Regions from separate parts of the Homo sapiens genome. Here all the other regions are linked to region 1. Evidence: chromatin contacts called from ENCODE Hi-C data. All regions are on one chromosome and are shown on one strand. The core of a region is the stretch at or near the end of the contact, and the rest is flanking DNA. Distances in the headings are between cores, read along the strand shown. Region 1 holds the start of B3GLCT (beta 3-glucosyltransferase). Region 2 holds the start of RFXAP (regulatory factor X associated protein). Region 3 holds the start of MTMR6 (myotubularin related protein 6).

Evidence for each region. A loop is a pair of places that touch in the nucleus more often than their neighbours do. Pooled maps may share reads with other maps.
Region 2: a loop to region 1 is called in a pooled map, with 14 times the contacts of the local background. The contact joins the promoter of RFXAP here to the promoter of B3GLCT in region 1. A Hi-C loop is called at or near these places in 7 of 50 pooled maps.
Region 3: a loop to region 1 is called in a pooled map, with 10 times the contacts of the local background. The contact joins the promoter of MTMR6 here to the promoter of B3GLCT in region 1. A Hi-C loop is called at or near these places in 6 of 50 pooled maps.

The regions. Positions count from the first base shown.
Region 1 is chr13:31,198,620-31,201,949 of GRCh38, reverse strand. B3GLCT (beta 3-glucosyltransferase) reads right to left here and starts at 1,975. Exons shown (of 15, transcript NM_194318.4): 1 at 1,796-1,975. The coding sequence starts at 1,865. RefSeq lists silencers at 1,015-1,264, 1,325-2,224, 2,275-2,334.
Region 2 is chr13:36,817,879-36,821,185 of GRCh38, reverse strand. It overlaps RFXAP (regulatory factor X associated protein), which reads right to left and starts at 1,964. Exons shown (of 3, transcript NM_000538.4): 1 at 1,229-1,964. The coding sequence starts at 1,828. It overlaps LOC124903158 (a long non-coding RNA gene), which reads left to right and starts at 2,115. Exons shown (of 2, transcript XR_007063760.1): 1 at 2,115-3,019. RefSeq lists enhancers at 1,157-1,386, 1,397-1,446 and a silencer at 1,677-2,046.
Region 3 is chr13:25,286,205-25,289,515 of GRCh38, reverse strand. MTMR6 (myotubularin related protein 6) reads left to right here and starts at 2,028. Exons shown (of 14, transcript NM_004685.5): 1 at 2,028-2,292. The coding sequence starts at 2,269. RefSeq lists enhancers at 1,715-1,884, 1,985-2,324, 2,028-2,648.

The sequences.
Region 1 (3,330 bases), core at 726-3,225:
CCCATGAAAGCCAGTTCCCAAAGGCCAAATGTCTCACAGGGACCTTTTAATGCATTTTATGTCTTATTTATTGTGCTTATCTGACAACTTCACAAGGCTAATAGACATCTCTAAAAATGTGTTGACATCTTAGTGCATTCTGAATGTCCTTCAGTGTATTATCAAATTTGGACAGTGCAAATATTCCCCTGGGGGTAATAAAAAATAGACACAGCAATACAAATGTGCATTTCAGCCCATATGTTGTATATATTATATACAAATATTATACCCCCAGTACAGCATTATAAAGTGCAGTGCTATAAATAGAATACCAATTTCAGCTACCACCCACCCATTTGGTTAGTTGCAAAACATCCAGGCAACAAGCCAACTGATGCAGCCAGGAGTCACCCAGTCGCTTTCCCAAACCTCCAACCTCCCTTTCTCCCAGGGCTGCCACCCAGCAATGCCCTTCTTCCACTGAAGCCGATTCCAGCCAAATTCAGTCGCTCCCCAAGACCAACTACAGCCTTCTCTGCCGGAGGTGCCCTAATATTTTTAATTACACTGCTGCCTAATTAATCATGCATGTAAACAATTACCAACTAATCTTGCTCTTTTCCCACACTTACTGAGCGCCTATAGAAATGCCAGAAGTACACAAATGCAGCAAATTAATCCTTATTCAGAGAGCTTAAATACAAATAAAAACAGGCTGTCAAGGTTCCGGTGGGCTAACAAGAGCAGTGCGCAATAACGCTACGTCTTTTCCTAAACTGCACCATTCTGCCATTACTAAAAAATCTGAAATCATTGCCTTTTCACACCAGCAAGTCTGGGTTAGAGGACAAAAACTCTGTAGCAGTCTGAAAAAAAAATAATTTTTCGCTCAAGCTTTCAAAGTTGAACAAATCTGATCATGAAAGTCAATTACAAGGCTGCTTTTTTTTTTTTTTTAACTTTTATCACATCGTTTTAAGATAAAGGGGGGAAATGCCCTTGCGAGGAGAAAAGAAATAAAAAAGAATGGGCATTACAGCAGCAGGAGACCGGGCAAGCACTGCTCTGCTCGCAGACGTGTCCCCTGATGTCCCCAGCGGAGACCCGAGACAGGAGCAAGCCTCCCCGCCGCGCCAGCTCCCGCGGAGGCCCAGCGGGCGCCCCTGTCCTCCTCCGGGTCGGAATCCGGGAAGGGCTGGCGCCGAGCTGGCCGCTTATCCTCAGGGGCCAGGGCACGTCCCGAAGGCCCTGCGGAGGGGCGCGCGGACACCGGGACCGCAGTCCTCGCCCCCGGGGGTCGAACAGGAGCCGCGGGGCCTCGAGGGCCGCCTCGCCGGCTCCCGTCCAGCCTCCCGCCCGGCGCGGGGCGCGCAGGACGGCGGAGCGCGGGCGGAAGGCAGGGGGGCGGGACCGCCGCCGCCGCCACTCGCGCTGTTGCAAAGTTTCTTCGGTGGCACAGTTCCTGCGCGCTTCCTGTGGGGGCGGCTGCTGCGCCCTCGCCGCCCCGTCGCCCGCCGGTTCGGGGCGGCAGAGGCTGGGAGACGCGAGTCTGGGGCCGGGGCGGCAGCGGGGACCCAAGACCGAAAGGGGCCGAGCGGGCACGCCTCGGGTCCCGGGCCCGGGTCCCACCTGGGCGCCGCGAGAGGGCGCTGCTGACGGCGCGGCGCGGCGGGGACCGGACGGCGGGACGCGCGCGCCGGCGGGGCAGGGCTGGGCCGCCCTGCGCCTCCCTCCCCGCGCCGACCGGGGCACGGGCGACTGTGCCCGCGAACCCCACGCCTCGCCCTTGCGCGCCTGGCCGCCCGCTACTTACCCAGGGAGCAGGTGAGGAGCGCGAGCAGCGCCGGCGGCGCGAGCAGCCACCAGCAGGCGGGCGGCCGCATCCTGGCGGCGGAGGCTGAGCGCCCTACCTGGGCGCGGGGAAGGGAGACGCGCGGGGAGCGGAGCTGCGCCGCTGCCGCCGCCGCCCTGCCGCCGCGGCTGACCCTTCTCTGCCGGCTCCCCTCCTCCCTCCGTCTCCGCCGCGCCATCGCCGGCCGCGCCCTCTGGCGGCCGGGAGCGGGAGCACCCCTGTGCGCGCTTCCAGCGTCTGCCGGGCTGGCGGCTGCGGCTGGTGTCCGGCCCGACGGGCTGCTGCGGTAGAGGTGGCCGCGGCTCTGCCCTCACGGCGCCCTCCTTCGAGGCGTCTGACCTCTGCCCCCTCCAGCCACCAGCCTCCACCCCTCCTCTTCCTTTCTCCTCTGCGTCCCTCCTGACCTAGGCCGCGTCCCCTGCCTTCATGCCCTCCCACCTTACCGCGTCACCCCCATCAGTAGTTCTACCTGTGAAGTGGAAGCGAGCAGTAATCACTTTTCCTCCCTGCTAATGTATTATCTGCTGTGGAAAAAAAAATGTAATCAATAGTTCAACTCTTAATATTGTTGGCACCAATGCTCTACTTTGATGAAGGTGTTTTTAATCAGCTCAACTAATTTACTTAATATCCCCTTTAAATGGAATTTGGCCAATAGCCTAGGTCTGGGATTTGGCTTTTAAACAAGTTTGTGTAAATGTAATTTTCTATAAATGTAATTTTAAGTGTTCACCATAATGGAAGAGAGTGGGTGTAATTTTATTCAAAATATAAAAATTAATTAAACTGGAATACAGAGAAGTGGAGCAATGTGGGAGTGCCTCCTGTTCCCGCAGGACTGCGAAGGGCTTTCCTCCCCAGCCCGGTAGAGTGGTGGCCCTGATAGGGGACTGGTCCTGTTGTGTTGTGTGGTGCACTGAAGGGGAAAGCATTACAAGTAAGAACTAGAGGCTCCCTTCAGTGGTTCTGAACTCCTTCGTGCCTCCCTCAAGCCTTGGCTCACTTCTGTTTCCAAGGAAGTGCACAGGACCAAGTGCTTTTCCCAGCCCTAGTTTAGCCCATGACCTCTTGAAGGCAGTTTCTATGTTTTCCTTCATATTTACTCATTTGTTGGATACCTACTATGTGACTGCAACTCTGCTAAGCACCCTAGGAATGCCAGTATCTTTCACATGGACATACAACATTCACCTACTTGCTAAACATTTAAGGAGGAGGAGGCCCTGGGAGTACAAGTAGGATGGCCCTGGGAATACAAGTAGGATGTCCTGGAGACAGAGAAGCAGGTGCTGAATAAACATTTGTAGGCTTGAGCCCTCTTAACTTGAATGCGTTTAGGGGACTTAGGCTCTAATGCATTAGGACAGTATTGTCTGCAATTGTGCAATACCTGCTGGGATTGTTTTGAAAAGGAGGCCTGGAGACAAAGAATTTTCTCTCTGTGTGGTTTATATTGACTTCTTAAAACTGGGAACTAAATATTTCACGTGTGATCC
Region 2 (3,307 bases), core at 715-3,214, 5.6 Mb before region 1:
GGCTGGAATGCAGTGATGCAAACAAGGCTCACGGCAGCCTCGAACCCCTGGTCTCAAGCAATCTTCCCACTTCACCCTCCCAAGTACAGCTGGGTATACAGGCACTTGCCACCATACCTGGCTTGGATCACTTGTAACAAAATTAAATTTTTCTCTACACTAAGGGATTATATAGCTCTCACAAGAAGAAATATCTGCTTATTTGTGACAGCCTCAAAGTATACCACTAACAATGACAATAATAATGGGTAAGGTTTGCAAACTTTAGCCAGTTGCTGGACACTGTGTGAACCCTCAATATGGAATGGCTCACATATTCACAGCAACACTATGAATGACACACGATTTTAATGCCCATTTTACAGAGTTTAATAACCTATTCAAGCCACAAGGCCAGTAAATGATGCAACAGGGATTTGCACCCAGAAGTCGAACTCCAGAACACTGGTTTTACCTTTGACTCAGTTCAAATCAAACAATCCAAAAGTTTTTTGAGACTTATACCCCATTATCATCCTTTTTTTCCCCCCTCAGGGGTACTAAGAAAAGGGGTAGTGAGAACAGGGTACTAACAACAAGGATACTGAGAACAAAGTATATTAAGTATTGGGGTAGTGAGAACATGAGAACAAGGGACTAAACATAGGGGTACTGGGAACAGAGTTGTAAGAAAAGAGTACTACGTACAGGGGTACTACAGACAGGCAACTGAGTATAGCAGTACTAAAAATACGGTACTAGGAAGAGGGTTAACAGAACAGGACACTAAAAACAAAGTACTAAATACAGGAGTATTACAAATAGAGGTACTGAGAACTGGGTACTGAGAACTGGATACTGAGAATAGAGTAGTGAAAACAGAAAGAGATGACTTTCTCAGAAGTACCAACTTCATCTAGGTTCCTAAGTCTCCTTTAGCGATGAACCAGACCGATCATTTACTCTATGTCCTTCCAGCCATATCCCAGATCTATGACAGCTCTGCCGATGTCACATTATTTTTACTGAAATTTCTGCACCTATCATGAGTTCAACAGAACTGTTATTGCTTTGCACATGTTGGTATAAACTTTAATTTAGGGCAAACACTCTAATTCTCAACCACTAACCCAGTCACTGCAAACCGGCCCATTTGGAAGTGGGGAGGCAGGCCCTGCAGATGCGGTTTGCGTTAAGATCGGGTTTCTTCTTCCACCTCCCATCCCCAGGCCTCAGCTAAGTCTGATACCTCGAGTTTGACGTTTCCCGCGCTGCCAGTCGAGGCAGTCCCACCGCAGTTCAGGGCCTGGTCGCTCTTCTTCTTTTTATACTTGTCCTTGTACATCTTGTTGCGGTGTTTCTTGCACATCCACGGTTTGCGCTGCTTGGCCACCTGGCTCGTGGTCTCGCTGCAGCCTTCGTAGGTGCAGGTCTTGCTCATGCTGCCCCCACCGCTGCCCCGCCTCCGGGCGCCCCCGCTGCTGCCCTCGCCCCCCGAGTGAGTCTCCTCGTCCTCTAGATCCTCCAAACTAGCCGCGCTCTCGCCTCCCCCCGGAGGGTCCGAAGTGTCTAACAGGTCCGCCTCGTCCTCCCCAGCCTCCTCTTCGCCATCCCCGGCCCCTTCGCACAGGTACCTAACGGGCTTGCCCGCCCCAACGCTGCCCCCGGGGGCCGCAGCCTCGTCCTGCCCAGCACAGGGTTGCATCACTAGCAGGGTGAATTGAGAGGCCGCGGCCGCCACCGAGGCTGGCGCCAAGGTGGGAGCCGCAGCCGGGGCTAGGGCCGCGGGGTGGGGCACGCCGCTGGCGGCGCCCGGCCCCGCGCCCTCCGCTACACCCTGCGCCTCCATGCTGCTAAGACCTGGCCGGGGTCCACGACCCCGGGCTTTTAGCACCTGCTTGGCCTAACGGCACTTCGCGAACCAAAGACTCAGGACACGCTGGGGTAAAAGGCGCCTATACCGGGAAGGCGCCCCGACTGCGCCTGCGCGACCGCAGCCTGCGCGTCAGCGTGTGTACGCCCGCGGGCTGTCAGGGAGCGCGGCGCCTCTGGGGGCGGGGCTGAGCGCACAACCAACGGGACTGACTGCGCATGTGCGGCCGCGGCCCCTTCGGCCAGCTGGGGGATTCGTAGACAGGGTCTGGGGGCTGTGTCAGGTGAAAACCTGCAGTGGCTGGCAAGGCAGCGCCGTTTTACCTGATCCTATTGTATCTAAAGCGGTTCAAAGTATCTTCTACAGGAGTTCCAGTATGCAAATTAGGATTGTTCCTGAGCGGTCTCACGACTTGTAGTGTTAGGATGCTAATTTTATTATTTCCCCCACAAACTGCCTGCAAGGGGAGATTTGAAGCTGGGATGCAGTGGTGTCACAGCCTAGAGTCACTAGCTCGCAGTCCATGAAGGCAGAGGTGGCTTATTTGAAAATAGTGGAGCGGAGAGGGATGGGCCACACCTTTGGCCGAGTTGTATTTGCATTGAGGGATAACTTTGTTTTTTTTCTCCTGGAAACTCACTTGATTGTTAGTACTTGCTCTTTGCTGTGGCTGCTGAGATAAGTCTTAACGTTTTCGTTTAACACAGTGAAAATGTGTGAAAAGGAATACTGAATGGCAAACGTTTAAAAAAACAATGAATGTTCTACCAGTTCTATCAGTTGCTGGGCAATTGCTGGTTGTTAAATCTTGGCTTGCCCAAATCCCAGGAGAGAAAATATCCTGCCGTATCCTGAACTGTTAAGTAGATGTTCTTTTTCCCTTCATCCTATTCTTTCGCCTAGTCAGATTTCCCATCCCACCTACCGGAAAGCAATGACTTTATTCAACAAACTATAAATCCATTCACACTAAGATGTTTGGGTGCTGACATATAGGTAGATCAGTTATGTTTTAAAGAGAGGCATATGGAAGGGAGAAGGTTTGGAATTAGAGCAACCTAGGTAGTACTTCCTGTGTGACTACAGCAAGTTCGTGACAGCCTCTCCGAGCCTCAGTTTCCTCATCAGTAAAGCCTGCAGTCGGTGGTGTGCTAGCGCCAACTGATGGTAACTGGTTGCTAAAATTTCAGGAATATAATTAGCAGAAAAATTAAACACTGCTATTATTAAAAGTCTTACTACATAAACTTACAATAAGATTATATTAAAAACAAAGGGTACAAATCTCAAAACTCTTCATTTTCTAATTATTTTATTATGTTTTATCATTATCTGTGCTTTTAAGGTTATTTATGTCTATTGTATCTGTATGCGGAAATATTATTTAGTGGTGTGTTACTGCACATTTTCCCAACTCTGCCTTCAGTATGTCATGTTGATTGCTTGAAATCAGCC
Region 3 (3,311 bases), core at 779-3,278, 5.9 Mb after region 1:
CAAAGAAACGTCATTTAATATTTTATCTGTTATTTTACTTTCTTTCTGTAAAGCTAGGTAATTTTCTAGCCTATCATATTAACATAAATAGAACTTTAATATGGATTTTGAGAAGCAAATCAATGTAAAACAGTTGTTAAGAATACAGACTCTGAAGTCAGCCTGTCTGGCTTTATAACATGGATCTTGGCTTTATCTGCTATGTGATATTGGGCAAGTTACTTCACTTCATTGTGTCTCGCTTGTCTCATCTCTAAAATAAAGAAAGCAATAGCATTTTCCTCAGAATACCCGTAAAGCACTCAGTACATTTGGTCACCTGACATCATTATGATTGCCTCTCTGTGAGAATTGGTAAAGAGAGGACACAGGAAGTGAGGAGATGAGAAGAGGGAGGATAATCTGTAGGGGAATGGGGAAGGAGGAAGTTGTAAATTGGGAGGAAAATGATATAAAAAGTTTTGTTAAGAAAGTCTTGCTGTATGCTATACAATTCACCTCTTTCTGTTTTCTCAAAAAGCAATCCTCAGTAAAGACCTACATTACTTTTCTCTCTCTCTATATATATATATATGTGTATATATATATATATGTATATATATATATATATATATGTGTATATATATATATATATATATTTTTTTTTTTTTCTGAGCAGGATTTGTGGGGTTTTTTTTCGGGGGGAGGGGGTGGATGTGATACTGTACTAAGGTTGGTTTCTAGGTGGTTTAATGTAACTCTTATTACATATTTAGCTTAGAGGAGTCAGCAACTCCACCGCAAAGGCTGTTGTGTTTAATAACCATCTCCATTGCTTTGGCAATCTGTCTGAAACATCGTAGGCACTCAAAACAAAACAAACCAAGACAACTTGAACAAAATGAAACAAATAAGTGAAACAAAATTTTTAATTATAAAAGAAAATTTAGATGTTAGGCTTTTCTAACACCAATCACAGTATGAAAGATGAAGATTACAAACCTTAACCGGCTTAGTACAGAATACTTACAAAACGTAGAGCAGAGTTTCTCGGACTCTAACTCCTGACCTCAAGTGATCCGCCCGCCTCAGCCTCCCAAAGTTCTGGGATTACAGGCGTGAACCACCGCGCCTGGCATAGAGCAGGGTTTCTCAACCTCTGCACTGTTGTCATCTGCCGGATAATTCCCTGTAGTTGGGGGGTTGGTCTGGTGCCTAGTAGGGTGTTCAGCAGCCGACTTGTGACTTGGCCTCCACCCACCAGTTGCCCCCCGCCGCCACCCCCCCACCACCACCATTTGAGACAACCAAAAATATCTCCAGATGTTACCAAATGTCCCCCGGGGAGAAAACTCACTCCAGGCTGAGAAGTACCACATTAGACGTGTTCTAACAAAAATTACCTGTAACCCTCACCTAGAAATGTAAACTTTTTGTTTACATAAATAAAAATTACAGAGCACGGCTACATTGAACTTATTGTTCCATAGTCAGTTTTTTCTTCACTCAGTAATGCAGCATTAACATTTTCGTTATGTGATATCCCTCTACAGGATGAGTTTTAATGGATGCTGGTGCTAACATCGTATGAAATTGAGGTAGGAGGCGGGACTCTGACACCAGACCAGATTGAGGACTAGCTAATCATCATACTTTACATAAGGAATCCGTAGGATTGGAGAGTTGATTGTTTCAAATAAGGCTGGTTTCCTTATTTGGTTATTTCCTTAGAATAATAACTCCAAATCTGATTATTTCCTTAGAATACATTCTTATGAGTAGAACTGCAGCTCAAACTAAATTTGGTGCTGTCCAGTGGTATGGCGATGGACTTCAGAACATCCTCCACTCTTGCCCTCACCCCACAAGAACCCTTTACTCGGGATCCATTCTCACGCAGTCTTCCTCCCCGACCGCCCCGCGCGTCCGCTCGGCGGGATGACAAAGACCGCCTCGGGTGGGGTGGTGAGCAGTACCGGCCTCCTCCAGCAGGGGGCGCTGTGGGATCCGCCGCTGTCCGGGACGAACCAGCAAGCCGCTCTCGGTCCACACACGCTCTGTCTGCCTGCCCCGAGTCCCCCGGGAGGCCGCGGGGTTTGGGGAAGTGTTTCTAGGAGACGGCGCTCACCGGCTGCACCTGCGCCGTTGACGCCACCGGGGCCGGCAGACAGACCCGCGGCGCTGGCTGGTGGAGGGAGTTCCCGCTTGCTCTCTGTCGCTGTCACCGCCCTGTTTCTGTAGCCGTATGGTACGCCTGTGAGACCGGCTGCCGGCTGACGTCTCCTTGCGATGGAGCATATCCGGACGACCAAGGTAGTCGGGCGCGGGATCGCCAGTCTTCAGGGGCCCTGCTCTGACCCGGCTGAGGCAGGAGGAGACGAAGGCTCTGCTGGCCTGACTGGGGCTGGGAGCCGGCCCGGCGGAGACCCGGCCCGGGGCGGGAGGGTCTGGCCAGGCCTGGTCTGGGAGGGCAGGGTTAGCTTGGGCCAAGCGGGGTGCAGAGGCCTCCTGTACCTACAGGAGCAGGGGTCCCACTTTCAGCATCTTGGAGTGCGTAGAGATAAGTCTGGGAAAACTGGTCACCGCCCTCCTAGCTCTACGTTTTCTCGGGCAAAATTGGGGCTCCTTTAACTTTGGAGTCTTTCAGCCTTTCGTTGCCTCATCAACCGGAAAACCGTCTTCAAATTAACATTATGATGCTGTGTAAGCTTGTCCTTGCTCACATTTCATTGTCCCGTGTCACAGATTCACAGTACGAGTTTTGGAGGAACCGAGATCAGCACTCCGCTCCACCTCCCTTTGCTGTCTCGGTCTCCAGTCTTTCGCATCCGGTGTTTCCGTGTCTGTGCTTCATACTTCAGGCATTGTCCTGTGTCAGTAGTCAAGAGTTCTGGAGAAGGGAAAAATGTTATTCCATATTTTAAAAGGTCGGATGCAGCTTTATTCGATTGACCTTATTGCACTCCATGCTTAATTTTTGTGTGTGGAAGACCTTCATTTTGAGAACGAACAAATATTTTTATTTCGTTACAAATTTAAAAACGGAAGGAAATGACATCAGAATGTTACCAAATTACGTTTCCAACGACATTTAAGTTTAACTTTGAGAGGGAGAAAAACATAAATCGAGACGAGAAGAATAACATTTTAAAATCACTGCGAGCCCACTGCAAGGCAGCCTCTTGACGTTTTGGCAAAGCTGAAGCCCTTTAGTTGCTGCCCATCTTAAAATTACGGCTCATTTAGGGAACCACAGATGTTCGTTATCTTCATTGTTCCAAGAAGAATTTGTGTTTTTAAAAATTTTTTAAATGTTTCACAAACCTTTTAAA